Linked DNA regions of Homo sapiens: region 2 is linked to region 1. Evidence: chromatin loops called from intact Hi-C (ENCODE). Cell type or tissue: IMR-90. All regions are shown on one strand. Links, peaks and the distances in the headings refer to the core of each region. The heading gives the core; the rest is flanking DNA.

What was found. A loop is a pair of places that touch in the nucleus more often than their neighbours do. Peaks named below come from ENCODE experiments on the same cell type or tissue, not always from the same donor. Only the 100,000 strongest peaks of a DNase experiment are listed, where the experiment ranks them.
Region 2: it touches region 1 in a loop (2.7-fold over the local background); 1 of 110 quality-filtered maps calls a loop at or near these places.

The regions. Positions count from the first base shown.
Region 1 is chr9:69,973,114-69,988,632 of GRCh38, reverse strand. No RefSeq gene overlaps it. Among named protein-coding and RNA genes, the nearest start is that of MAMDC2, 63 kb to the left of the region's middle. In IMR-90, for the core only: no CTCF peak of the experiment used is centred there; a DNase peak (open chromatin) is centred at 6,752; H3K27ac peaks cover 146 bases.
Region 2 is chr9:70,078,810-70,094,328 of GRCh38, reverse strand. The region is part of intron 2 of MAMDC2 (MAM domain containing 2); the gene reads right to left. Among named protein-coding and RNA genes, the nearest start is that of MAMDC2, 43 kb to the right of the region's middle. In IMR-90, for the core only: no CTCF peak of the experiment used is centred there; a DNase peak (open chromatin) is centred at 8,868.

The sequences.
Region 1 (15,519 bases), core at 4,255-8,254:
TCTTTTTTAAGACTGAATAATATTCCATTATATGTGTATCCCACATTCTGTTTATCCATTCATCCATTGATGGGCACTTGGGTTGCTTCCACCTTTTGGCTATTGTCAATAGTGCTGCTAGGAAGATGGCTGTACAAATATCTCTTCAAGACCCTGATTTCAACTTTTTGTGTGTGTTTGGTGACTCTTTTTGGAGCACACTGAAGTTTTAACATTTTCCTTTACAATCAGAAGGGTGCTAAATAATAACCTAAACTCATGCTTGGTTAGCTATTGCCAGAAGCATAAAACCAGCAATTACAAAACACTGTGTCAGTTAGGACTTTTTGATTACCTGTGACAGAAAACAACTTGCAACAGCCAATGAGGAGATTTATTGGAAAGGTTTGATGATATCTTGTGGTACCCAATGAAGTGTCAACCCCACAAGAAGAAAGGCACTCCTGGGCCTTAGGAACAGCTGGAACCATGTGCCCTCTGGATCCTCCATCTCAACATCTCCTCTGTGCTTGCCTGCTCCATTTTTCTCACTGCACACTGGCTCTACCTAGAAGAAAAATGGCATCCAACTCCCCTTACTTTTGCATCTGTGGCTACAGCCTCATAAAGAGACTGGACCAATTCTTTCTCAGTCCCAAATCCAATATCTCATGGAAAAGACTCATTGTCCCTATTTTTGTTAAGCTCCCATTCTACCAATGTTGTCTCTAGGAAGGCATAGTCAAATTGTACAAAACGGCTGCTCCCAGTTCCAGGGGATTGATATGCATATTGGGGAGGGCAGGCAGGTACCAAAATGTCACAAGTACTGAATGACCATAAGTCTACCAGTGCCTCAGTAGAAGGACCACAGGATGGAAGGCAGTGGGGTGAGAAAGTCTCCAAACACCCACATCCCTGATGAACACTCCCATGAGGTAAAAGGGAAGGGATTTTGCAGGCAGCAGTGAGTTCTGGAGTAGAAAAACACATTAATCAAAATCCTGTCTCATCAACTAAATGAATCCACAGATAATGAGGCAGGGAAAAGGCCTGCTAGCCCTGAGATCTCTTTAGACAAGGTTTTTGTGTCATGTGGCAAGTCCAGCAAGAGACCTGAGAAAAGGAAAAGGAAAATTAGGGTTCCCACATTATCAAGCAAGGCCAGAGGCCAAAATTAAAAGGAAATAATAATGACATCCAGAAAGATCCTGGACTGTAACATTTCCAGGAGAGAACACCCAGGCTCAGGTACCTCTGAGACATCTTATGCGATAATGAGTTGGAGAAATGCAGCTGGTCACAGGAAGTGGAAAGAATAGACTAAAACTATTGCTAGGAATCAAAGCTAAACCCCACATCACTAAAGCCCTGTCTCTAGTAAAACGTTTCTCCTGTTTGTTCATTGATTCTGAATGTTAAGTAAGTCTTTCCGGCAGTGGTTCCAGGGTGCTGAAGCAATGACTCTCAGACAGCAAATGAAAAATGAGGGCTGCAAAGTTCAGGCAATAATAGAAAATTAAATCTTAACTGAGCTGCTGTAAATATCACAACCAGAAAACAGAGTGCATCAGCAAACTGCGCTGGCAGGGAGGGTAATGAATTTCTCCTCTCCGGGCAAAATTTATCAGTGGTGCATAATAGAGTATTCTCGGGTTTGGAGGTGAGGAAGGGGTTGATGAGGAAAGAGGGAGAAAGAAAAACAAGCGATATTTGTAAATTAAAGTATCTCAGCCAAAGCCAACAGCCCAGCTCAAATGACCCTTCTATAGTAACTCACCTAATGCAAACTTCCACAGCCCATAAGCTGTATCTCTTGCACTGCACTCAGCATTTTAGGTTATCTGTAGTTATTTGTAGATATGTTTTATCTCCACAATGAGATTATGAACCCCTGGAAGGCAAGGGAGAGGAATTGTTTCCTTTATCCATCTTCATGTACCCCACCACATCCAGAAGAACTAGTATTTATTGACTCTTTCAACGTGCGATGCACCGTGTGAGATATTGTAGTGTCATATTCCCATGAGGTCCTTCCAAATACCCTGCAAGGTGAGGAGGACTATCACATGATACCAAAGAGGAGACTGGGGCTCAGAGAGGTAAGTAATTTGCTCCAATTCACACCATGACAGAGCTGAGATTTGAACTTAAGTCTACTGAATTCCAAAACCTATATTCTTTCCTACTCGATATACTACCCAGTTGGCAAATAGCGATCCTATTTTCCAATATGCATGCTGATTTCTCCAAACCACATCCTGTGGCAGATGTTGTACATATATTATCTCAATTACTCTTCACCACAGCCCAGGAGTTTGGTAGCATTATTAGCCCTATCTCGCCAATGAGAAAACTGAGGCACAGAAAGGTTGACAAAATCATCTAAAAATCGAATGGCTTATAGTAAGTGGTTGCATGAAGATGCTGACCCACCCTGCCAGACTCCAGAGTGTGTGCTCTTAGTCATCATCCTATGTTGATTTCAAAATAAAAAATAAACACACACACACACACACACACACACACACATCCCACATCACATGTTTTGAGCAACTCCTTTGTGCTAGGCTAGGCAAATTTTGTAATTTAACCCTTATTACCATCCTCATAGCAGAAGCAAGTATTCAATAAAATATAAAATTAATGAATAATGGAAGATAAAAATAGAGGTGCAACTGTTATCAATTGCTAAATTAAAAAAAAAAATCCAGAGACTCCTCTGTGTTTGCATTGGTAACACTATTGGCCACAAGCTATGGAGGACCAGGGGAAATAAATGAGTATTAGAAACGAAGACAAATAAGGGCAATCCAGACAATAGAAAGGAAAGGTTTTCACTTGAAAAATGAGTGTTCTATAAAATCAATAATGGCCCATCCTAAATGAGACAGGTCTCCTTTGTTGCAATAGCATCTTAAATGAACTGTTAGAAAATCAGCATTTACAAATAAAACAACAGAAATCTCCAAGTTAGACTCAATTTTATATCAAAAACATAACCCTGTTAAGTGGATGACAAATCTTCTACAGGCTACATCCAGATGAATTAGATAATGATAATGGTAGCCTTAGAAGAGTAGAGGGACTCAGACAAAAAATAACAATGCCCTGTAATCCCAGCACTTTGGGAGGCCGAGGCAGGTGGATCACTTGAGGTCAGGAGTTCGAGATCAGCCTGGCCAACATGATGAAACCCTGTCTCTACTAAAAATACAAAAATTAGCCAGGTGTGGTGGCACATGCCTGTAGTTCCAGCTACTTGGGAGGCTGAGGCAGGGGAATGGCTTGAACCCAGGAAGTGGAGGTTGCACTGAGCTGAGATCACACCATTGCACTCAAGCCTGGGCAACAGAGCGATACTCCATCTCAAAAATAAATAAATAAATAAAACAATGCCTTGGTTCTACTCTGGCTTTTCCAGCTTTCTCAGTCATTTGTGTTCTCCACCAGTTGTTTCTCTGCCACCCTAGAGGTAAGCATGGCCATAGAACTCAGTTGGGCCAATGAAGTACGACCAGCAGTGATGTGTCACTTTCAGGCAGAAGCTTAAAGAATCAGTGCATGTGCATGGTTTGCAATGCTTTCTCTTCTTTTGTCATGATGACGGATGATATTCTAGAAGGCATTTGTCTGTCACCCTGCATCACCGAGTATAGATGACAAAGAGCAGAGCCCCATGCTAAGCCACAGAGGAAACTACATGAATGAGGGGGAAAAATGTTGTTTTAAGCTACTGAGATTATTGTTGTTTATTATTGCAGCATAACAGCCCAATCTGATCAAAATATGAACCTCTAACCCTGGGTAAGTCATTTTATCTGAGTAGGTATCAGCGTCCTCATCTGCAAACCAAAGGAATTTGCCTAAAAGAGGGGTCATTAATCTGGGAACCCATGAGTGGGCTTCACAATGACAATGAATCAAAAAAAGGTAAGAGTGTGTATACATGTGGATGCGTGAATGAGAAAGAGAAAGGGTGCCATGGCATGTGCCTGTAGTCCCAGATACTTGAGAGACTGGGGCAGGAGAATTGCTGAAGCCCAGGAGTTCAAGAACAGCCCAGGAAACTATAGTGAGACCCTGTCTCTATTTTTTAAAAAGAGAGAGAAAGATAACAAGCAAGACAAAATACACATTTTTCTTGAGAGAGGGTTTATAGCTTCTTCAAATTTTAAGAGGGTCTGTGTTATTAAAATTAGGTTGAGAGCCTGAATAATCTTTAAGGCCATTTCCAGCTCTAATGTGCTTTGTGGCTTCTATAGCAGGAAAAAAAGTAGTTAATTAGGTTCCTCTATGATCTGGTATTTCAGGACTTGCCTTGGGTCAGATTTTATTAAGGTTGTTTTCCAATAATTGCGTTTAAGAGTTACGCTTAACAGAATTACAAATATCAAAATCTCAGGAGGTATTCCTGAGTAAAAACAGGGGATTCAGAGTAATTCTTTTAACCGAAGAAGGAGAGGTTCTTCAACAATTGAAAACAAAGACCCAGATTCCATTTGGCAGGTAGGATAGAGCTGGATCGACTCTTCATAGAAAGAAGGGGGCACTCCTCCAAAAGCATGTCCCCACACATGCGCGAGTGTGTGAAAGGCCAGAGTGTAATACTTCAGCTGAAGGCCATGGGCTCTTTTTAACATGAAGGCAGTGGGGTAGACACAGTTCATAGAGAGAGCCTGAGTTTTATGATGGGCATCTGCAATCTGAGTTCAAGCCCAGAGTTACGAGAGTATTTCAACATGCTGTTGGGCTGGTTTTCTCATCTATAAAATAGGGACAATAATATTCAGCTCTAAACGGAAGAGTCTCTGCAGCAAATAGATACTACATGCAAGGTTATTGAGGAGAGTTTCATGAGGGACTATTTACAAAGGTGTGCACAGAGTTAAGAGAAACCAGTGAGGCGTGCTGAAGCCTCTGGGACTGGTTAAAGCAGAGAGCCTTTTATCATTCCCACAGCTGAAGGAGCAAGAGAAAGAAGGGTTACTTTAAAAAGGAGAGAGCCATAGCTGGAGCTATAGGAAAGGGCTACACAAAAGAGCCCTGGCCTTCCAAGAGAAACAGATACAGCTCCTCTTGGCCCAGCAGGGAGACAGCCAGAGGGGAAAACACTTTGATCATTTTCTCTTCTCATCCTCCCGCTGGTGCCTCACCTTGGCCAAACCCAAGCAAAAAGCAATGGGCAAGGGAGCCTGTTGACATGGTCATAAAAGTCAGTCTCCTGTGGCAGAGAAGGATGGAGAAGGGTGGGGAGAGGATGTGGAGAAGAAATGAGCATTTGAGCCTATAGAATGCTGAAGTAGGCTTGGCCATGCCATATCACTATTGGTCAAAGCCCATCTCTGCTCTTTGTAACCAAGCATCTTGCCAGGCACAGCTGATGAATTCTAGTTCCTTCATAATCTGAATCTGACTTCCTTTCCATCGTAGTGCCCACTGTTCACTTTCATCTACTCTGCAGAATTACTATGGGAAAAACACATTTATGTACATTATCACTAATCCTCTTAACAACTCATCAGGTAAGCATTATTTTCCCATTTTCATGAAAGAATAAAAGCTCAAATAAGTGGATTTCCCTTACCCACCATCACAGACCTGCTATGCTGAAGAACAATAATTCAAATCCAGATCTATTGGACTTCAAGGTCCACATTCTTGTCCTATCCCACCCTGCAAGGCTTTTAGTCCTAGCTTTGATTCTAATTATTTTGTACCCTTCATAAGTCTCTCACCTTTCTGGGCCTTTTGCTGTTTTATGAGAATGATTTAATTGTACCTTTCCATGATATTGTTGGGACAAGATGAATGTAGTTTCCAATGACTGTGAAACTATCTACCTGTTTCTATTCTTTGTGAATCTTGCAATGATTACTTTTTTTTTAAATGAGACCCAAGCATTTTCTTTGATTTGGAATTGGAAATGTGTCTGCCTACTCTTAAGTCAACAGAAAGCCCCAGAGAGAGGAGTTTCTAGCTATCTATCTATCCTATCTGTCTACGCATTTGCAGATTTCTTTCTACATCTGCTCTCCGAGACCTCAGAAGCATCTTCTCCTTACAAATTGCTGCCAAAATGTCCTCTACATTAATAGTAAGTTTCTGGAGTCACCATCATCATTAGCCTATGATATTTAAGGCTAGTTTAGTTGCACATTCTAAGCTCTAAAGTAGTCAGAAACCTAGAAAAAGGAGTCTATTTTTTCCTATTTCCTGGATCCCAAGTGTGTTCAGGTGGCTAACATCAAGCAGGAGAAAGGCAAGCTTCTGTGACCCAGGAGCTGAGCTGCATCAGAGAACCATCCTTCTTTCTAGAACAAAATCTTAAATCAAGCAACCCTACAGCACAGGCCCTTCCCCCACCCCTGAAGTATAGGTTTTCATCTTAGACAAAGGAAATAATTGGATTCCTGTACTGAGCTCTGTGATCTACTGCTGCCAGCTGCATCACTGTAAAACCATTAACTCCTTGCTGAGCATTTTATCTCTGCAACAGGAAGAGGTAAAAAGGAGATACACATTGTTTAGGCCAAGTGAAAGGAGAATATTTTTTAAGTGGTGCAGTGTAGATCCCAGTAACATGGCATCCATTTCAACCAGCCTGAAATTATGGACAAGCTTTAAGGATGAAAGCCAGAGAAATTGGAAGAGAGCAGATTTCTGCCTTCAAGAGCAACCCGTACATCACCCAGGGGTTGTAGGGCGTCTAGAATTCCAGCATGAGCTGCGTTTTTCCCTCCCTTTGACTCTTGGCTTCCACATTCTTCTCTAATAGGTCATAGCCCTTCAAGTGAGAAATGAAGCCAGTCACTCCACTTCCTCTGACTGCGTTTGTGCCTCTATGCACTGGGGCTTTAAATGTTCATGAGATCCTCTCTCAGTGCAATGTCAATTAAACACCTATAGCTGGAACAGTAGGGGCTGGAAAAATGCCAAGGCAGATACAACTGAGACTCCGTCCGGAGAAGCCTTCAACAGAGCACTTGGAATTAATTCATAAGAAAAGGTTATAGGTAAATGAAAAATACTGACTGACAAATAGGAGTAACTTGAATCTACCCCTCCCTGGGAACCATGCAACAGGAACCCTCACCAGGCATCTCACTGCAGTTATTTGTAATTATCTTTCATATGAAAACAAGGCCCAATGAAAATTAACTCTTCCTTTCAGCTTAATGATTTAAGGCTCAGTCAGATTTGGGGCTGATGAGAAAGCCTTGAGGATGTGGCTAAATATGAATCTCTCTCCAAACTCTCTTAGACTCTCCCCCAATGTTACCTATGCAACACACACTTGAGTCATGGAAGTCAGGACAACTTCTCTCTCAAATAGTATGTTGGATCCACACAGACAATAGATCCAACAAAAGCCCAAGATTGAGCAAAATAGCTAAAGTTTGAGGAATATCTTTGAGAGCCTCCTATTTTTCTATTCCAACCTTTGCTGCATAATCCTTCAAACTTAGAGATAGCACCTTGTCACTTCTTTTAAACGTTATTTTTCAACCACTTTTGGTTAAGACAATTGAGGTTAGCACCTCTGTTTGAACAGCTGCTAACTATTAGTAGAGGAGAGATTCCTCTCTGCTCCTGGGGGGGACCCTGGAAAACAGCCTTAAGTCCCCTTTTCCCTTTAATGAGAGATAGTTGACCTTGGCCTTGCGTCCTTTTGCTCAACTCTTCCTTTCTAACCTTCTAAAAAATGTTCAAAACATATTTCATTTGGGAGGTTTTCACAAAGAACGTGGGTTTGCCTGGCCACCCTCTTGGAGTTGCAATATTTGAATTTAAGGAATTTTGGGGGAAGAGGACTTACAGATGAAGAACTTGGAAACCAGCCTCAAAATGACCGTCCCATATTACATTAGCGAGCACTAGTCACCATTAGGGATTTTCACAATCACCATGAAAAGAAAGAGCCACAAAAACCGAATGTCAGCCAGGAAATAAGCAGGTTACATTTGGGCAGATGGTTAATATTAGGAGGAAGGATATCCAGATTCATGATTTTCTTTTTCCTTAACAGCAATATCAACAAAACAAGGCAACCTTTCTCGGGCATTTGAGGTGAAAACTCCATGGCGTTCATATTTAGGATTTGCTCATGGCTAATTTCTATCAGCCAACTATTGTCTATTGACCATCAACACATGGCTAGATTGTTCCTTTGATGAGACATATTTTCTGCCTAACGGGTTGTTACTCAGTTGCTGGATTCTAGGTTCATTGGGGTTATTAAAATTGTTTCTTGAGTTTAGCAAAATAAAACATTGCACTTTGGTTTTCACTTTTCCTTCTGAAGTTAATTAATGGTTTTTAAATGTCCACTCTGATTTATAACTATGAATAGTTATACACAAACAATGTTAGGCTGATAGTAGTCTTTTTATCCCAGTCTATGAAACCATTGGTTGACGCAATAGTTCACATCTGCTGAAGGAATGAAAAGCATTTCCAGAATATTCTTTGCTTCCTCTCCCTGTGTGGGTACTTGGGATAGTGTAGAAAGTGGAGGTATCACGATGGGGAAGAAAGAAAAACTGAAGAGTGGAGGGAACTCATCCTTCCCTACACCTCTGTGCCAACTTTCAAGCCCAACTCTGCAGTGAATGTCATCTTCAAGGCCATTTGTTTATTTAGATTTGCCAAATGATGGGTGATTTCCCCCAATGGTTATAACTATGAAAAGAAAGAAAAATCTCAGAGAGCCAGGAAGCATTAAATCTTTCACATACTTTCATTAGACATCTCTACCTGGATGCCACATAATTATACTAGAGTCCAGTCATTTATAATGTGAATATGTGTAATTTCATAGTGCCTACTTTGAGAAAATACAGAGGGCACCATCACCACCACCTTATACACCCAGAAAAGCATAATCTTTGGTGCAGCATGTTTCCCAAAACATAAACCACCAGTTTCATCCATGGTCAACTTATGACAGGCTGACTAGACCCAATACAACTAAAATCACTTATTGAGAAACATTGAGATTTAAGGAACTTAAAGGCAATTTTGTCTAGATTATACTGCTGCCTTAGTGCCTTTTGAACCTAATCCCACATAATTGGTAACCTCATTATATCCCAAAACTGAACCCATAACTTCTGAAGCTAATGGACTTCTCCCTTGTGCTTCACTCTTTCATCACAAGTGCCACCATTTCCCCAACACGAGCTTGGGAACTTAGAATCCTCATTAACTTAAGCCATTCCTGCATGAACAAAATTCAGTTTGGAACAGGCATACATGCAAGAGACTGTGCTAGATGTTGCGGGCGATAAAAGGAAACATGTACAACAGTACCTGACCTCAACAAGCCTGAAATTGGGTAGAGTGAGACACATGTACACATGAAAAGTCAGGTAAGGGCTGAATGGCTATGGAATTCACTCTGGGCATGGGTGAAGGGGAAGACCTTGGGCAGCAAGGTAGCCATGTAGAATACCATGCAGACACCACCTTGCAAGCACGATAAGAGCAAAGGTTGAGACGTATGCAAGAGACCAAGAGAGCTATCTCCAGGTAAGCAGCAAGGCCTCCGAATTTTGCCTTCATTACACTCTGTGCAGCTGTTCCTTCCTTTCTCTAGTTTTTACTGCCTGCTCATTCCAGGTTTGAATTGTAATCATAGCCACTGTTAGCGTTCATTGAGCACTACAATGTGCCAGGAACTGTTCTAAGCACTTCATATATATATTTTATTTATTTATTTATTTATTTATTTTGAGATGGAGTTTCGCTCTTGTTGCCCAGGCTGGAGTACAATGGTGCAATCTCAGCTCACCACAACCTCTGCCTCCTGGGTTCAAGCAATTCTTCTGCCTCAGCCTCCCAAGTAGCTAGGATTACAGGCCTGCGCCACCACTCCTGGCTAATTTTGTATTTTTAGTAGAGACAGGTTTTCTCCATGTTGGTCAGGCTGGTCTTGAACTCCTGACCTCGGGTGATCCACCTGCCTTGGCCTCCCAAAGTGCTAGGATTACAGGCATGAGTCACTGTACCTGGCCCCACTTCATATATATTTAATGTATTTAATCCTCCTCACAACTTAATAAGGTAGATAATATTATTATCCACATTTTACAGATGAGAAAACAGAGGCACAGAGAGGTAAAGAATCATGCCCAAAGTTAAATGCCCAGGAAATTGAAGACCAGCATTCTGTCCCAGTCCTGGTTTCAGATCCTAAACACTTATCCACCCAGTCCACGACTTTCCATTGCATTGCCTCCATAACATTTAAAATCTCAGATCTATCCTCCAAAGTACAACTCTCATCCACTCTCTCATCCCACTTATGAGTGCTTGGAACCTCTGTGTTGTCTAAGAGGTAAGGCTCACAATCTTTAGACTGGGAATTCAAGAGCCTAGCCTTACCATCTGCCTCTGCCCATCCTGCCAATATGGTTTTCTCACATATTCTCCAATAAGAGCCCTCTCTTCTCACCAGTAGGTCTGTTCATTGGCCCTGGAAGACATCCTGCGTGTTTATATCTCCTGGACCCATAATCGCAGATATGGCTTCCAGCACCCGTCAGATTACACCATGTTGTGTACTGAACAAAACTGGGCATCAACTCCAGCAGCAGGCGGACCAGGGCAGATCTGAAGGCCTGGCTTCCAAAAATGCAACCCAAGGTTAAATTGTAGTTAGACTACACTCTTCCTAATTCAAATGCCATTCATCATCAACTAAAATTGCCAAGTATAGTTTTGTTCCGAAATCAGAATTCCTGTCATTCTATGCTGCTATACAGTACTGTTGCAATTTTATTTTAACCTAATGCCAAACTTTGCATAAGTCCCTTTTCAACTTTACCTTACTAGCTTCTGTCCATTTTTCTCCAACCTGGGAAGATCTTTAAAATACTAATTCATTTTACTCACATAATAACATGGTCTTATCCACAAATCTAATAAAGATATTATTTACCTAGCCATCTATGTTGTTTAATTAAAAGTATCTTAATAGTATTTTGCCAAAGATAGCAGGGAAGACTACTTTTTTCTCAAAATGGCTGTGATGCATTAAATCAACAGCCATATAAATTGTTGATGATCCAGCCTATGTTTGTTTATCTTGCCTGCATAATTATCATAGGATGTTTTATTTAAAGATTTGTTAAATTTTTTATTTGCAGGATACAGATATATTCCTGATAATAAGCCTAATGACTTTAAACCCAAGTCACCTTATTTGGAGATAATTCTTGGTTTATCTACACGTGTTTCTGGTGATTATCTACTTTTCTAAGTGCTTGAAAACCACCCACTTGTTTAGTAATCTAATCAAAAATTTTACTGGCAATTTAATACTAAGTTTGTGCTTACTATAACACCCCTTCTAAAATTAGAAGGTGCCCAGCTCCATCTTGGGTGCCTTCCCTCTTTGCAATCATTTTCCACTTGAGCCCAGGAATTTGAGACCAGCCTGGGCAACATGGCGAAACCTCATCTCTACAAAAGATACAAGTGTCAACTTATCTACAATTAGCCTTTGGGATGCTGCGTCTGCACAGATTTGTGTCACTCAGCCATGAATGACACATGTTACACTCAGCCTTCACTACGTGTGGCTTTCCTCCCAGATTCTGTTTCTGTTCTTTCTTTAATTTTTTCTTTTTTCTTTTTTCTTTTTTCTTTTTTTTTTTTTTTTTGAGACGGAGTTTTGCTCTTGTTGCCCAGGCTGGAGTGCGGTGGCATGATCTCGGCTCACCGCAACCTCTGCCTCCTGGATTCAAGCGATTCTCCTGCCTCAGCCTCCCGAGTAGCTGGGATTACAGGCATGCACCACCACGCCTGGCTAATTTTGTATTTTTAGTAGAGACAGGGTTTCTCCATGTTGGTCAGGCTGGTCTCTAACTCCTGACCTCAGGTGGTCCTCCCGCCTCATTCTCCCAAAGTGCTGGGATTACAGGCATGAGCCATCAAGCCGGCTGTTTCTGTTCCTTCTAAATCTGGGTTTGGTTGTACCCTAAACACACTCAGTTTCTTTAATGTTTCCTCAGTGAACTTCTCATTAGAATAACCCAAGATTACAGAGTAGGCATTTCTTTTCTAAAGCTACTTATCCTTCTTAAGTGATAGTCCCTTTTAGAAACTGACTATGGGCTCACTTCGCCTTTCTTAGACTAAAAAAAAAAAAAAAAAAATCCAATGGATGTGTCTGAACATGCCCATTTGTCCGTTTCTCTGCTATTACAAATTCCAAGGTGAATCAGTCATTTCCTCCCATGCTTCCCATACCTTCTGTTTCACCAACTGGCCTTTCCTTTTGGTCAGAATTAAGTGGAAGCTCGATTCCCTTTGTCCTCTAATCAGCTGTTCCACTTTTAGCAGTAGGAGCCTCCCAGCAGATGTTTGGAGAGTTTAAAGTCATGATATCACCGCATCACTATTATAGGACCAAACAGTCCTCACCCCTCCTCACTTCTCTGTGTCTTTTCATCTCTGCACACATGCTGCCATGCACAATTCTGGAGTTTTCCACCTGGCACTTTGTTAATATCTAGTGTTCAAGTTGAGTGGGAGGGCTGGGGCTGAGAAAGCTTAGAGCACCAGCTAGACATGGATCTAGAGATGTGTCAGTAAGTGGGGTCCAAACCAACCTTCAGGTCCTGGAAGTACATGAGTAAAGGACAAACCCTCTGACTTAGTTTAGGGGAACCATGTAGTTTCAGGGACCTAAACTGCACTCCAGCTCTGGCAGTAGAGCATGTGGCCGAGATTATGGCAACCATGACATTTGCTCCATAACCACAGTGATTAGTTCAGCAGTGAGCGCATAACTTCAGTCAGACTACTTAGAGAAAACCTCAGGACTCCTGCTGGGGATGTTGGGAGGGAGCTTCTCTTGCCTCTGAGGAGAACAGGAAGCCCATAGAGCTGCTTGTAGCCATCTTAGGACCACAAGAAAATTTCGTTTTAGATGAAGTCGACACCATGGAAGGGGAAACAAAAAAATGAAAGCAATCAGGTTCTTGATAACATCATTGAGCTATAAAACCAAGGGTTCCCTTTGGCCGGCCTTCCTTTGGATTTTCAGTTCCTCTTAATATGAAGCCCATATGAGTTGGGGTTCCTATTCAAAATATGTCCTTCCATTCCATAACCAGATCCAAAGTTCTGTTTCACCAAGTTGCAACAACAACCATGAGACTGGGTTAAAATACTAAATTTATTCATTTTTTAAAATTACCATTACTCTGTTTATTAAACCCAAGCCAAAAAAAGTCATTTTTGTTTGTTTTATTTTTAATAAAAAGAGACTTGGGAAAATGTATCATTTGGAAAATGTCAATAAAGAGAGACAAAGTTGCAAGATATACAGGATTGTTAAAGGAGCAGGTGTCAGGAACTAGCCATGACTACAGGGATTTGGGCTGAGATAAAAAGAAGACACAGAATTTTCCAAGAAATAGGGTTCAAAAAAGAAGGATGAGGTAACCTACGTCAGGGATGGAGGAATCCGATGAGTTCTCACTGATGTGAAAGACAGGGTGGGAAGGCCAAGAGGCCACCCATTTGCGGGCTGGTGGGAGCAGGGCCATGACTGGCTTGGTGTTCAGAATTGATAGGATGTTAGGTGAGTCAGAAAAGGACTGAAAGACTAAGAGAATAAAGAATGACTGGACGCTGAGAGGTGATGCAGGGAGAGAAGGTGAGTCTGGCAAAACTGAAGGAGTGGAAAGGTGGAGGCAACACCCTGTGATCAGAGTCGGCTCTGAGCTCCAGCCACTTAAGGACATGTTCATCTTCTGCTCCCTGCTTTGCCTCTATGAACACTACAATAAGTATGATGAATTATTCTCTCCAAATGCTGTATTTCCCTAATATGATCCCCCTACGCCCTTGTTTCCATGGCCTCTGTCTCAGTCTTAGGCACAAACATGTCATACCTGGGCAGTGGGTGGCAGAAACTGGATCATTTAGTCAAATGTTGATGGTATATGTGAAGTTTCATCCCCCTTCCCCTGCCCCAGCCACGTACATGAACATCCCTTCAGTCCTACAACCTCCACAAGAAAAAGCCTATAAAACATCTGAAGAAGCTTTATGGTTCTCTTCCCTCCCAATTCCATGTTACTCCATGGTAGGAAAAGCAACTTGTACAAACCTCAAAGGGCCACAGAGATTATCTACACCACTTCTCTACCTTTGAAATCGGTGAAACTGAGGCCCAGAGAAATACAGATACTCACACAGTCAGCTAGTGGTCAAGCTGGCATGAACACTGCAGTGCCCTGAGCTGTAGCCCAGCATCTGTCTCTCCACACAATGAGGGCCTCTTCATCTTTGGAATTCTCACCTCTTTTTACATCAAACAAAACTTGGCTTAAGACCCATGATTTGCCGGGTGTGGTGGCTCACGCCTGTAATCCCAGCACTTTGGGAGGCCGAGGTGGGTGGCTCGCCTAAGGTCAGGAGTTCGAGACAAGCCTGACCTCGGGGTCTCAAATAGAGACCCCGTCTCTACTAAAAATACAAAAACTAGCTAGGTGTGGTGGTGGGCACCTGTAATCCCAGCTACTCAGGAGGCTGAGGCAGGAGAATCGCTTGAACCCGGGAGGCAGAGGTTGGAGTGAGCTGAGATCACGCCATTGCACTCCAGCCTGGGCAACAAGAGTGAAACTCTGCCTCAAAAGACAACAACAACGACAACAAAAAACCCTCATTTATATCAAAATCCATCCTTGTTTCAACATGATTCCTGTGTTTGGGGTGTGTCGGAGGTCGGCGGTGGGGGGTGTATTTCAGTCTCTCTCCCCACTAGAGTAGAAGTCTCTCCAGGCATAAACCACCTCCCTGCCTCTCGCACTTCTCTGTCCATTTAAATCAGTCCAGTTCCATACCCCACCCTGGGACTATAAGTCCTGAAGAGACAGGGACTGTCTTACTAATCTTTTTGTCCTTGGGTCCTAGGAGAGTACCTGGCACACAGTAAGCGCTCAGTAAAAGCTTATCTGATAAAAACAGCTCTGTGTCCCAGCACAGGGGCTCGTGCCTATAATCCCAGCACTTTGGGAGGCCGAGGTGGGTGGATCACCTGAGGTCAGGAGTTCGAGACTAGCCTGGCCAACATGGTGAAACCCCAACTCTACTAAAAATACAAAAAATTAGCCAGGCGTGGTGGCAGATGCCTGTAATCCCAGCTACTAGGGAGGCTGAGGCAGGAGAATCACTTGAACCTGGGAGGTGGAGGTTACAGTGAGCCGAGATTGCACCATTGCACTCCAGCCTGGGAAACAAGAGCGAAACTCTGTACCAAAAAAAAAAAAAAAGAAAAGAAAAAGGAAAAAAGAAAGAAAACAGCTCTGTGAAACTGTAGAGTACATGGCCACAAATATTGACTGCTGATTTCATATTCTTTATCATCCATCCAGTACCTCAAGCAGTAGAAGAAGCAGGTAAAAGTTAGTTTCCAGAAATAGTTTAGCAGTTCTTCAAAAAGTCAAACATAGAATATCATATGACCCAGCAATCCCACTCCTAGGTTTATGCCCAAAACCCTTGTATAGATTCACTTCACTC
Region 2 (15,519 bases), core at 6,508-10,507, 100 kb before region 1:
AGTTTTATCAGCCTCAAATTTCAAGGAGTCCCAAAGTGCAGAGATCAGCAATACATGGAGAAATGGTGAGGTCAGCATTGCTTAGCCGTCTTGAATGCCATTTTGGTTCTCCCTGACAACAGGGAAATTATCCTCATATCATAGCTAACACTGCAAAAGTAGTCTTAAAAGATTACAAAGCATTAAGCCTGGCAAAAACAAAACAAATGCCAGGAGGCAATCTCCAGTGTAAACAATCTGCCAACATTTGAAACCACAACCACAGATGTTTGTTCCACCCTTTGTCATAGGGTCTGTCATAGGGTGTAGCTTTAAGCCCTGCTGGCCCAAGTGGCAGTTTTAGAAGAGAAGTTTACCTTAGCAACCAGCAACAGAAAACCAAGTGATGAACCCACAATGAAAGGTCACATAATATTTGGAAAGGGAGCTTCACTTTATATGGTATTTAACAAAGGATGAAAATATAAGAAAAGGCTGCATTACCCGATAGAGAGTGTTTGTTCTACCAAAGATCAGTTCTCAGAACACATTTTCCACTACATCATTTGTCAGGTAGGGAAGATATTCCTTCTAAACATAGAAATGTCCCTGTATTTAGGCCGAGTGCGGTGGCTTATGCCTGTAATCCCAGCACTTTGGGAAGTCAAGGTGGGTGGATCACTTGAGGTCAGGAGTTCAAAACCAGCCTGACCAACATGGTGAAACCCCATTTCTACTAAAAATAAAAAAAAAAAAATTAGCCGGGCATGGTGGTTGGTGCCTGTAATCCCAGCTACTTGGGAGGCTGAGGAAGGAGAACTGCTTGAACCCGGGAGGTGGAGGTTTCAGTAACCCGAGATCTTACCACTGCCACTCCAGCCTGGGCAACAGAGCAAGGCTCCATCTGAAGAAAAAAAAAAAAAAAAACTGTCCCTGTATTTAAAATACATGTGGATGATGATGACATCAGAAGATAATGAGTAACTGAATTCACCCTGCAAGTTCCCCAGGTGTACCTGGTATGAAAAAGGTATTCTCCTTCCATAAAATATGTGTCCATTCACAAGACAAGAGATGCTATCTTACCAGTTTTGCTAAGAACACTGCCATCAGCATGGCTGAATATTTTTTCTCATGTATTGTGCAAGGCAATTCTGTCAAACAAAAGAGTTATATACCTTTCAGCTTCATTTAAGCAAGAAGAAAATAGGAGTTCCTATGAAAATTTCACTATAGTACAGATACATAAATAAATATATATACACACACACATATATACATATGTGTGTATGTATGTATGGGTACACATACATATTTGCTTTGATTTGGACTTTCACATTTCAAGTTCTGCATTTTACATCTATTATAAAGGATAAAAGCAAGTAGGAACAAGAATATTCCATTGAAAAAGAAAACGTAGCAGTGGAGGTAAACACATTTCATTTCATTGCATTATAGAGAAGATATGACTTACGATGGTGGGAGCGTAAGATTAGAAATAAGAGTTTAAATGAAGGTAAACCTCATGATATCTGTAAAATGAGCAATCTAATCTAGATTCATGAATATAAAACATTTTTTTCTCCAAACATAATTGAATACAGAAATCCATCTATTAGCAGAGCAAAGAAGAATGGCTGTGATCACCAGGTAGGCAGAATAGTCTTATATAGCCATTTGTTGTCCAGGGCAATTTTGCCTATTAAGTCTGTTTCCTCCCAGTTAACCTTCCTTCCATGAGCCTCTGAAGCTTGATGTCTGAACTCAGGGATGGTTTGGAAACCCCTACTTAGGCAGTCTTGGGTCTTCTCAAATACTGCAGTCTAATACCATGTCCTGCCTGCTCTAAAACTGACTCCTGCTCCTTCCGTCTGTTTTTCCCAGTTTACAGATCTGGCTTGTGTATTCACTCTCTACATGTCTATGTAAGTAACCACATTCGCATTGGCTGAGAAGTCATCACTTGCAAAATAGTCTTTATTGAGTTCAAGAGCCAACATGCTCTCTGGTCCTTCTAATCCAGCTGTTCTCAACCTTGGCTGCACATGGAATCACTGAGGGAGGCCTTGGTCTGCAGTAAAGCCTACACACCTCCCCAGGTGATTCTAATAGTCAAGCCAGATTTGATAAGCACTCTTCTTATCTGCTTACTCTCCTCCTTCTATTCTAACACAGCTGGACTCCAGCCAGACCATATATTCATTGATGGCAGGTTTTTGTCTATTTTACTCAGCGCTTTACCTTTAATGCCAAGTAACATAATAGGTGTTAAATAAATACATGCCAAATGAATTAAGCAGTCTACCCTGCCAGTCATTTACCTAAGGTAAAGATATTTTAAAATTAAGGCAATAAATTTAAGTCCAAGAACAATAAACACTGAAAATGAAGTCCCCGTTATTTGGAAATCTTCCTTAAGTAAGAAAGATAAATGTATGACTATGTGCCTAAGGCTTATGAGAAATAAATCACAGTAAAGTTGGGAGAAAACAAGGCAGTAGGTTTCAATAAGTTGGTTGCCATGGAGACTAGGGTTTTGATGACAATAACACTGATAGCAACTGTGTTCATTCCTGACCAATTTAGAGCACTTAACTATTCACAAAGCACTGGGGCATAATTAAGCCTCATAGCAACCCCATGATACAATTGGACAGTTATCATCCTTCATTTCCTAAATCAGGAAGGTCTGGCTCAGAGAGTATCTGCTGCCTAACAAGCAGCCAGATTCCGGATCCGATTCGGATTGCCAAATTAAGCAATTAAAAATTCGTAAATATGTTCCAAATATCACTGGGGACATACTTATACTAAAAAAATTATTTGATTTTTATTTGAAATTCAAATGTAACAGGGCATCCTGCAACCTCAGGTTCCAGGCCAGTTCTTTATCTGTGAAAAGAGTATTTTAGATTCGAAAGTCATGGTGGACCCTCTTGGATTAAATGGGCTACACTGTGGCTCCTGCCTTCTCTCCCTGACTCTGAGATTAGGTCTTCCTGAAGGCTTTGCACATGTCCAGCTCTTGGCCTGTGACCTACTCCAGCATAGCAGTGGGCTGAGCCGAGCAAGAAAAGAGGGTGGCAAAAACCACACAAATGATGTCTCTCAGTGTTCCAGGGCCAACTCTCCATGTGGACTCTGTGGGGTTTATTTTTAGTAAGTAATACAGAATGATACATAATTCAAAGATATAAGAAACTGAAGCCAAGCCTTCCTCTTACCCTCAGTTTCTGGGACACCCTTCCAGAGATACTTTATTCATGTATAAACACACACAAACATATCTTTAGATATAGCCTTTTAATTTTTCTACAAACAGTTAACATACTATATGCGATTCTGTGCCATGCTGTTCTTCACTGAATATATCTTGGAGATGGTTATATTATCTATCTGTTTCTCTATCTAAAGCTTCCTCATATCTTTAACTGCCACATAGCATAGCTTTCCATTGTATAAATGTACCATAATTTAATTAATTGGTGCCCTTGTGATGCATAATTTTCCAATCTTAAGCTATTAAAAGCAATGTGGTGATAAATCTTCTTGTATTTAGGACTAAGTACGGATTTCTGAGTATAACCATGGAAGAAGACCCTCGAAAGGGAACTGCTGAGTTAAAGGAAATGTGCCATTTATACTTTGGCTAAATGTTCCCACACTTTCATTCCTGAAGTTGTGCCAATTTATGTTGGTAGAAACAATGTATTAGAGCACTTTCCCCATCATCATAAATACAGTGTATGTTACTAAACTTTTTGATATTTAAACAATTTGATAGATAAAAAATGGTATCCCAGTGCCATTGTAATTTGGGTTTCTCTCACTATGAGTTAAATTGAACTTTTTTTTTTTTTTTTTTTGAGACAGAGTCTTGCTCTGTCACCCAGGCTGGATTGCAGTGGTGTGATCATGACCCACTGCAGCCCTGAACTCCTGGGTTCAAGCAATCCTCCCACCTTAGCCTTCCAAGTAGCTGTAGCTGCAGGCATGAGCCACCACACCAGGCCAATTTTTAAACTTTTTGTAGAGAAATTTTAAACTTTTTGTCTCACTGTGTTGCCAAGGCTGGTCTTGAACTCCTGGCCTCAGGTGATCCTTCTGCCTCAGCCTCTCAAAGTGTTGGGATTACAGGTGTGAGCCACCATGCCCAGATGACATCTTTTTGTATGTTTAAAAGCCACTGATATTTTTATGTGTGTGTGTGTGTGTGTGTGTGTGTGACATCCTTGGCCTATTTTTTTAATTGGGTTGTTGGGCTTTTAGTACTGATTTACAAAAATTCTTTATGTATTAAGAAAATTAACTGGATATCTGTCATCCATGTTGTCATGTTCCCCTAGTTCATTCGTTTTTTGATTCATAATCATTTCAATGCAGAACTTAATGAGTTTTGAAAACACCTTCTATTTACATGAGTATAAGACATATTTAGGTTAAAAAGGCTCATTTTCAACAACATACATGATTATCTCCACAACTATAACAGCTACCATTTGCAGGAGGACTTATTATGGGTCAAGTCATGTGCTAATCACTAAATACTAATCTATTTAAGTAATCACTGCAGTCCTATGAGAAATGTACAATTGAGTCATTGTACCAATAGTTCCTAAGATTTATTTGGACCTAAAGCTAGCCTGAAATAAAATTACTAAACCATATGGAGTTTGTATTTGGTGTATTCCCAACTTTTCCATCCAGCTTCTCTCCTCACCACAACATTTCTTCACTCTTTTCTCTTCCCCTCTCCACCCAGAGTCCCCACTCCCCTCCCCTTGTATCTTGTATACATTCTGAGGAAGAGCCTATTTATAATTCCCTAGATTTTCCTGCCAGCTCTCAGCCAGTCCCTACTAGAGTGCACACTGAACAGCTCCCCAAAACTTGTAGAGCACAAAAGCAATTTTTAAGATGCAAAAAATTCAAATATGCATAAAATTAGAGCTACAACTCATTGATATGATAAAGGGCAAGGGATTATTTGCAGAAATGGATGACGTATGAAGCTTCATATTCTGAATGCACATGTTCAGCCCTGTCTAGACTGTGAAGAGCATCAGAAAGCCCCTCTGGAATTTGAAGCATTGTGAATTCTAGAGAACAAGTGCCCAGGATTTGGAGTCAGAAGATGCTGTCCTGGTTTACTCTCTCTGTTAACCATGAGTCCTGGGGTAATAGTGTAGCTGACAGAAAGAGCCTGGATTTTAGAATCAGGTAGCTCTTACTTAGAATAACAACTCAGCCAATCAGTGCATGATTTCAGGAAATGTAATCAACCTCCTCCAAGCCTTAGTTTCTCAGGCGTAAAATGGAGATAATAATATGAACCTCACAGAGACGTTTGTGTAAATTTAATAACATCATGCATGGAAAGTGCCCAGCACAATTCCTGGTGTAGTGTACATTCTCAGTAAAGCATGGTCTCAGATTTTACGTCTGTCAAATCATTGTAATACTATACTATCAAAATATTTTATATTTAAGTCGTAAATAGCAGTCTCCTCAAATTCTATCATTCATGTACCACTTTTGGGGTTTTGCCATATCTGTGCACCAATGGTACTAATATTACTTAATATTTTTCTTTAACTGTACTCATCTTTGAAAAATGTAGCATTTATTTTAGTTGGTTTCAGGAAAATTAGCATATTATCCATGAACTTGGGAGTAGTTGTACTGGTGAATCTAGTATGTTTAAAAATCAATACATAATTATTAAAATAGAAAACTATGGCCACATGCCCCCTGAAATAATCTCATGAACCACCATTGTATGCCTACTACACTTTGGAAAACACTCATTTACGTGAAAGTTTGTTATTATTATATTTTCAACCTTTCCTTTTCAGGACTTGGAAGCTAAGGCCCAGAGAGGAGGAGAAACTTGATCAAAGTCAATCAGACAATGCAGAATCGAGAAAAGTACCTGGACCTCTATGCCCATGCTTCTAGCAGCCAGCCTCCTAAAATACCTCTAGTTGAAGCCAAAGTTAGAATCCTTCTACGAAACTACAGGATTAAAATGGTGATTTTCTGAAGCAATCTTGTTTTTCCCCCATTGTTCTTACCTTTCTTCACCTAGGAGACCTAAAAGGCAGGGTTTTCTTCCCAGAACATGTCTAATAGTGCATACCTGAGATGACCCAGCTATAAGCCTTTCTTGGTTTAACTGTAGGAGCCCAGGGGTAAATGGAATGGAACCAAGGAAGGCAGAGAGATTGGGGTTGTCAACATCATATCCTGCTTAGAGACTTCTGTAAAAGTTGTCTGATCTTATTTTACTTTCCCAACTGAACACTCTAAAGTGTGTCAAGACTTCTAGATGTTTCTACCCATTGCCTCCAAAAATTTAGATATGTTTAAATTCTATGCCTTTTAAAAAAATCAAGAAATTCCTAAATACTCCCTAATTGAGAAATAATAAAATTTAAAAGTTCGTAATAGAGAGCAGTTTGGGGACCTACAGAAGTAGCAAGAGTGCAGGCAGCTCTGCAATGGGTTCTCTTGCCTTTGTTTCTAAGTATCAAACTCAGAAACCAACTAAGGGTTGAGGATGTTGCAGTAGATGCATGTTGTCTGTGCCTTCTTAGTATCCATTCCCTGACATTTCTGGTTAACAGTATCCTGGTTTTTCTTTGGAAAATCTGCCCTTCCTTATTTTCAGTCCAAATGATTTGAATGGGGCTGACTCTGACCCTTAACTCCCTTTCCAGGAATGGTTACATGACCCAGGCTTGACCAATCAGATCATCCAAACCCTTTGCCACAGTGATTGGTCCAGGGATACATGCATGAGCCAGCTCAGGTAAATGAGACTCAATTATAAGAATTTTGTTAGCGCAATTGGGAAAAAGAAGTTTTCTTTCCATGAGAACTATCAGCTATAAGAATGTTGGATGCTTCCATCTGCTGGAGTCCATGAAGAAGGTCCATGAAAATGAAGCCAGCACAACAACACAGAGCTAAGACATACAAAGAGATGGAGATTAAATTGAATGGAACTTTTAAGCCCCTACATGCCCTTGAAGCCAGATATCCCTGAACTTTTAATTTATATTAGTTGATAAAGTCCTTCTTTAGCTTAAGCCAATTTGAATTAGAGTATTTTTCACTTGGGGTCCAAAAGAGCTCTCAATACAAAAGTCTGACTGAGTGCATGATGTGCTGGTTTCAACCTCAAGGGAACAGGGAAAGGGAAAGAAAGAGGCAGAGGTTGTGAACAGGACAGTAGAAGGTGGTCAGGAGACAAATATCTGGACTCAACTTTGTCCCTACTGTGTGGCCTTGAATAGTGAGTTAACCACTCCGAGCCTCAGTTTCCCCATCTGGAAAAAAAAGTTAGTGGACAGTCACTAGTTCTCAGACAGAACTCTGTAGCAGCGAGAGGGTAATGGGGATTGAGAGTCCCAGACTTGCATTCTGAGGGACTAGCTCTCCTCTTATCTATATCATATACCAGGTTTTCTTGTAAGGTTTTGTTAGAATGGGTCTCACTGTTAAAATGGATTAGCTGATCATTTCAGTTCTATTTATATTAAAGTCTAAATTGAATCAAGGCTCAGCTGGGGCCCAGTAAGAATGTAGTGCCTGGTTAATAATATTTTCTACTCTATGATAGGAGTTGGCCAGAAGCCAAGGTCAAAAACTCAATCCCTGGAGGGTTTATTTGCTTTCTGCAGACATAAAAAATTGTTAATAACAATGATCTGCATCCCCAATCTTGAGAGCTGTCTTAGAGATGTGGGTCATTGATCACAGAAGGGGCTGGGAAAAGGAATGTGGATGATTCCAAATAGTCATTAGCTCTGCCTTAAATGCCAATACAAACACTACTGCCAATGCTCAAGGCAAGCAACCTCTTCATAGCTAGAACACAGAGGGTGGTGTGCTTGAAGGCTTTTGTTTCTCCTCAAGACAGTGTAGAAAAAGCTGAGAAAACAAAGAGCACTTGTTTCACAATTAACTGCACAACACCTGATGTATATCCACAGTCCTCTAAATTAATATGGATTCGCTTTTCTTTATAAAGACAACATACACATTGTAGTGGAAATCGGATGGGAGGATAATTTTTATGAAAGCATATAACAGTATTTTTATAAAATATAAATTATCATTACAGTAAAATATATTAACTTCAAGGCAAGTTTTGACACTGTATGCAAGTTTAAAGTATTTCAAATTTTTAAAAAGTGTATCTTAACAAATAAATTTTAGCACCAATTGCCAGAATTGTTGTCCACCACTATAGTCAAAACAATTTTCTTTTCTTTATTTCAACTAAAAATTGTGAATGGGACTAAAGTCTTTATGCAAATATATACTCCAATAATAATATTAATCTTGCCAACAGTAGCTGAATATTTAATTAACTTTAACAAACATGTTGAAAGATAATAAACTAAAAAAACTATTTTTCCTTATAGTCTCTGTATAACTAGGTGCTTTCTCATTAGAAAGCTTATTTTTTCAAAAGTATATATAACATAGGTAATTTATATTAATAAAAAATAAAAAGTTGCAAATTTCTTGAGGTGTAATTTCTCATGTTGATTAACTTCTGATCTCTATCATTTTGCTTACATGTACCATAGATACACAAAAACCAGATGGGGGGCAGGGTAATCAATCTTAGGAGAGGGCAATAGTTAAGTCAGACTAGGCAGAGTCAAGACAAGAGGCAGGCAGAGGGTTAGTTGAGGGCAAGTTATGAATGCCTCAGAACACATCTCAGGATTTGGAAACAAGCAGTAGTCTGGTCAAATCCAAACTGGGAAACACAGATGGCGTCAGGATTAGACAAAGTCAGGAGGGCGAGACTAAGCTAGGCAGGAATATATGTTGACACTGGGAAAAAAGATTCAGTTTTACCAGATGACAAGGAGTTTCAGACAGCACCTTGGATAGCTCCCTGGGTAAGAGGTACTTTGACAAAACTAAGACCCTAAGAAGTAAAGAATCTAATCTTCTAAGCTCCAGACTTCCCAGTTGGCACCACCCCTTGATGGAATGAACTTGGTCCCAGGAGCCTAGGGGAACAAGTTACAAGCATTCACTGGAGGACTTAAAACTCTAGGGACGGTGTCTATGCCCCCACGGTAAAAGGCTGTTGATGGTAATACTGAGGAGAGTTATCGTCTTCCCAAACTTCAGACAATTTGTTTTCCAAATGCCTTATCGCACCTAATTTGGGAACAGAAGATCATCCTAGGACTAGCATTGCTGTGAATGACAAGGGGCCCTGTAGTGCAGCTTTAATGTCTTAATGTTTACCCTTGATTTCTTATTGTCTATTTTGGGTACTTATATTTACAGATTAAAGGAAGTGTGATATAGTAAATTATGTATCTGTTAGATGTAATAAAATTCTATATTAAAACAAGTTTAATTTTCCCCATCACTGCAATTTCAGATATAGTAAAGTTCATGATTTTTAAAAAATCCCTGGGTTTGACATTCATTCAGGCCTCTGTTGCCAGACTTTTCCCCTTTCTGGCCACGTACTGTTACCAGTGGAGAAAAGTTGCCTTCAGCTGACTCCTCACTGGTAGAGCCTAACAATTCAAGTTCAAAGATATATCATTTATCTCAACATCCTTTGGTTGTACTTGCCTTATAGTTTCAGTGGATCATAATAACTGGGAAGCCAAGCTCATTCCAAATGGCTTATTCACTGAATTGAAAGCACATTTAGATTATTAATCAAGTTAATAAAAGATTTGTATAAAATTAACCTAGGAAAGGAATCAGGCAGAGGGAGGAAAATAAAGACATTGTTAGTGGAGTAAAGGTTAGGCAGGGGGTGAGGTGAGAAAAAAGAACCACTGGGGATACCTATCTAGCGTGTGATTGTGACTATATGGAGCCCATGGCATGATGACGTGGAACCAGCTCTGAGTTCATTCATTCTGCAATATTTGTTGAGCATCTACTCTATATCAGGTACTGTTCTAGTCCCTGGAGATAGAGCTGTAAACAAAACAGATTTTCATGGCATTAGTTATTCTTTTCTGGCAATCTTAAGTCAGGTCACCTTGAGTGAGAGCTGTCTGGGTGACAATTCTTCAGAGACTATGGCCAAGATACAACATAAGGAGGTAGCTAAATAGGAAGTCAGACCTGCAAACAGATACATGAAAGACCTGAGTGAGAGATTTAAGGGTTATGAGTCTCCCGTCTCACAGAAACCTCACAGTATATACTTTGAGAAGTGCCAGGTGAGCAGAAGAAGATTCCAACATATTTTGATGCCAAGGAGGAGTTGATACATTAGAAAACACATAGGTGATACTTAGTTGGGTTTCTTTGTATGGCTCGAGATCACAAAACATTAACATTGGAAAAGACTTGAGAAGACATTGAGGCTAACTAACTCCCTCTCTCAATTATTCTTAAGTCTCTTAGCTAATTAGTGGTAAAGCCAGGACATGCTCATCTTTACTGAAATTGAGGCAAGATGTTTCTTTGTGTCCCTCTCACATTTAATTGTGTCTGGCTAAAGAATCTCCTTGATAATAGCAAATTGAACCCACATTAATATGTATAAACTTAAAGTACTACAGGGCATTCATTTTTTATTTTTCCTTGGGCCCCTGATAGGCTGGACTTTGGCTTGGGATAAAAGGTATTAAAAAAAAAAAAAAAAGAAAGAAAGAAAGGAAGAAATCATGCGTAAGCATGCAAAGAGGAACACAGCCAAGGGAATGGAATGCAGTGCCTGACCTGGAGCTCTCTGGCTTCTTTCAGTGAGAAGTGCCATCCTTCTCTTCAGTTACAACTCCCTTCTGACATGTGACTTATTGCTTTTATACAGAATAGATTGTCATAAGTGGTGGATTGGACAGGACTTGCTTTGGCTTAGGAGACATATTATATCCATGCAAAAAAAATTTTCACTGAACTATGGATCCCTTAATTGCTTTAGCTATAGAATGAGCAACACTTTTTTTTTAATAAAAGCAACGATATATGAACTATTTTCCAAAACTCTAGTACAAAACAAATATAACTTTAAAAAATGAAAATGAGAGAATCCCATAGATATACACTGTAAAATGAAAATATTGATTTATTATAGTACTGCTAAACATCAGTGGTACAATATAAAGAGAGAAGGGAGGGCAACAGTGGGCAAACCACCCATTCATATCTGAAAATGAGACAATAGCAGCCACTGCTGCCTTCCACAGTTTTCAAAAGTTGGCCAGGTTGGCTATTATGCCTTCTGATTTTACTTATAAAATAAAATGTCCTATGATTCCTTTTTGTTTTTTCCATCTTTAGCAGGAGATGCTAGGCGCTAAACATGCTTTGAAATTTTACAGATGATAGGTAGTGTCTTCTAGAATATTTCCATTGTATCTTAATTTTTTTTACATTTTCAACATTCCTTTTGGACAATGTAGTGGGGGAGAGGCATTTATTAGAAAGTTCTGACTTGCAGGTGGCATTGTATTATGCGCCAAGAGTGAACCAGATAGAGGAAGTTGCTCCTTAAGCTTGCAGGTCTGAAAGAACAAGGAATTGCCTCTCTTCAAAGGCAAGTAACTTCCATGATTGACACTTTTCTCTCATCAGCCCTCCAACAGTAATTATGCCAGAAACAGACCCAAACCTGGGCTAGTCACTTGTAGCAGGCTTTCTGGACATAAGGCTGTAATCACACCTGACTTTCCTTTCAGATAAGAAGTCCAGCCACTTCTTTAATTTATCGGATTATAAGGTAGAGGATATATATATTTAAAAATACCCCAATAGTCTTGCAGAGGTTAGAAGATGATAGCACTCCAAACTAGGAACAATTGAGTAAAAGCATAAAAAACTAGTGATATTAAATGAAAGACCATCCTTTCATTCACTTTTTAAATATGTGAATTACAGACTTACTTCCATGGGCAAATTATATTAGACTGAAGCTTGGCTTTTGAAGATGCCTTTTTTAAAAGAGTTTTTTTACCTAATGAATTTGACATTTCCAGAACAACTATAATTCATAGAGATTTCTGTAGCTTACATAAGGGCTGTTACCCACACCATCTTATCTGAGCTCCCCAGCAATCATTTAAGAGGATATTATTATTCCATGTTCTCTATATCATTTATTTATTTATTTATAGAGACAGGGTCTTGCTATGTTGCCCAGGCTGGTTGTAAACTCATGGACTCAGCCACATTCTGTATATCCTAACACTTCACAGTCTGTATCAAGAAGCAAGATGGAAATTCCTGTATGCATTTGTTTCTTCTCTTTTATTTTCCCTGCCCCACAGGCCTAAGCCACACTCATCTTGTGGATGACACTGGAGCTGTGACAGTCTGTTCTGTCCAGGCAGGGTGTCTTTTATTTTTATTGGAAATAAGATTATCACAGGTAAGAACATCTGGCATAGGCACAGTAGGTGACGGGTAAGAATTAGGTGATTTGATTGTAATTGGTTAGCTTCCTTAGATATTCCCAGGAGGAAGTAATGGCCTCAGGGGGCCTCCAGAAAAAAAAAGATCTCATGAAATTTCTTTCGCTTAGTGGATTGAGCCTGGGGCTAGCTCATATGATGACTATGGGACCTTCAATTTGCTGAATCTATCCACAAGCTTCTACACTCTTTGGGAGATTGGTTAAAAGTCTCTCGAAGACACCAAGACTTCAAGAGAAGTCTTGAGTTCTTCAGAGAAGTCTGGAGAAGACTGAGAATTTGTAAGGCAGTTTCATTGTTTTTGAAGGGTTTTTTAATATCCCCTAATTTTACTTGTGTTGGTCTATCTGTGGAAATGTGTGGTATGTACACACACACAAACCATACTACAGACAAACTCATAATACGAAACATTAAAGTTTTGTTTCTGCTGTTCTGAATATGCTTTGGTGCATGGAGACCTGGCAGGACTATAAAAATAAGGTATAACAAACTCATCCCAAGCAAGGGGCAGGAGAGGACAGTGCCTCCCTGGTCATCAATTACAATGACACATTCAAAGCCTAAGTCAGCTCTCCACTCACAGATTTGGACATTCCCTCCCCCTCCAGGACGGTTCTTGTGGCTTTCCATTGCTCTTGAGCCCAAGATAAACATCCTCAAGATCTGACTTATCATCTATCACTAGACCAAACCACATTACCTCATTTTCCTCTTCCCTGCCTACTCCCAAATTAAATCTTACTCCTGGCCTGCCCTTCTTCCCCTTCCCTGTCCCATCAAGCTCTCTCCTTTGTGTCAAACAAACAGCTGACAGTCTCTCTTCAGCCAGACTCTCAAAAATCAAACAAAAAAAGGTAATTTTCAGCCCTATGTAAACCATTTGGCTCAACAAACATTTATTATTAAGTGCCTACTTTATGCCAGGCAGAAAACAAAAACACATCAAAGGGCCTACCTCAGTGAGCTGACAGTCTACTGTGGAAGTATTATGTTCCAGGGATGCCTGAGTCAGGGCACCTAACCGGACCAGTAACCCCAAATCTCTCTTCATTTGACAGTGGAGGATTTTTAAAAATTAGGTGTTTCCACACTGTTTTTCACAAAATAGGAACTAGACCTGTTTGGGGATTAAAACCTTCCTGACCATTTAGAAACTCTGCAATATTTTCCATTCCTCGATGTTCAGTTTGCACTTGGCCACAAGACGTGGTTTAGGAAGAGCTGTTGGCCGCTAACTCAACACAGATTGGCAATGACACATGGAAACCTAGGAAACTGACTGTGTAAACAAACAATACTCCCAAATACACACACGGCCCAACCAACTGCCCCTGCAAACCCCACCACTGCAGAGCAAGGCACTTTTTTCTTCCTTTTTTCTTAACAGAGGACCTTAAGGTAAAAAATAAAAATAAAAATTTCCAGCAACAGGAAAATGATTAAATAGATTATGATCCATATTACAGACTGTTAGGCAACTATTTAAAATAATGAGTTAGATCGCTGTTGACCTGGAAATGTCACATGTATGAATGTGCAGATCTCTATAGACTTGGAAATGTCACATGCATGAATGTGTGTGGATATATGTACACATACATGTATAGTGCTACAGCATATAAAAACATAGGTACACTTTCATAAGCTTTAAAAATAATGTTTCTACATACATAGAGTGATTGTGGAAAGATGCATGCAGCACGCTGCTTTGATAATATTAGCTACCTCGAGGAGATGGGAAGAGGAAGACTATTAATCTATTAATTAGTCATTTATCCCCCATATTCTGTATTATTTGAATGGTCATAAAGGCATGAATGGTTTGGTCATTTAAAATAACCAATAGTGTATTAAAGCAAAAACAGGAGATGGAGAAAATACTATCTGCCCTACAAAATGAATGATACATTTAAAGTGTTTCAACATACACAAAGTAAATAAGAATAGTATTTTGCAATAACACTTGTAATTACACAACATCTAACCACCAAGAAGCTCTGTTTGCAGACAAACTTTCATTCAGTTTTAATCGACTGCAGCTGCACATGCTCCCACTCAGCCAGATAAAGGGCAGGTGTGTTTTGCTTATGTTGGGGACAGGCCGAAGGCACACCTGTCAAACAACTTCTGCAAGGTTGCACAGTGAGCTGTGGATCCCAGGGAAGTCCTCTGAAACTCACCCATTCATGTGTTCATGCTGGGTCTCTGGTTTGCAAAGGACAGATTTATTATGACATCTGAGAATAAACAAGTAGCCATTTTCCTATCAAAAACTCAGAAGTGGCCATTACATGTGCAGTTTAGAAGCAATTAGTCCAGTGCTCACAAATAACTCATGGAGGCTGACCAGAAAGCAAACCCCCTTGGCTTTGATTCATAACCCCCCAGCAGACCACCCACACTGTATGCTTAAGGACCATGTGTGCTCATCAACAAAACAATAAGATCTGACAGTCTAGGGCTGTTTATACTCATGGTGCTCTGCTGGGTGGCTCACTCAGTAGGAGAGAATAGTTAAGGTCATTCTTATAGCAGTTTATAATGTCATGAATTTGTTCCTTGAATAAGCCCTTTGAGAGCTTCTGTGTCTCAACATCAGAAAATCATCCTAGATCCATACTTGTACACAACAGTCTGTGCCAGTGAGATTCATTCTTTTGGGAGCTCTGCTAATAATGCACGGTAAGTGAGCCAATAGTCATCTATAGCATCTCAGGGCTTCCCCTTGGGGTGGAGGGTCAGGTAGAGCATGGTTTATTACCAATGAGTGTGCATCAGAGGCCAGGAGTTGGTGACCCAGTTGGGTGTCTTGACAACAAAACACACTAGCTAGGGGGAGGCTGGAGTGAAGACAAATTCCAGAAGATGGCTCCCTCTGTGCTAACCCTGAGGTCTTGGGATTCTCAGATGGACAGTTTGTGAAGTAAAGATCAATTGGAGCTGGTCACCTGAAGCAGGCTGGGTTTGCTGTGGGCCATCCAACATCCCCACTTCCTAAGGAGGTAGAATTCCTAAGGGAAGGAGGGCAATAATTCTGAGTGTGCGAGGCCTGGGGATGAGGATTTTTGTTGGCAGGACATGGCAGCTTGCATGATAGGCTTGGCTACCCATTGTTTCT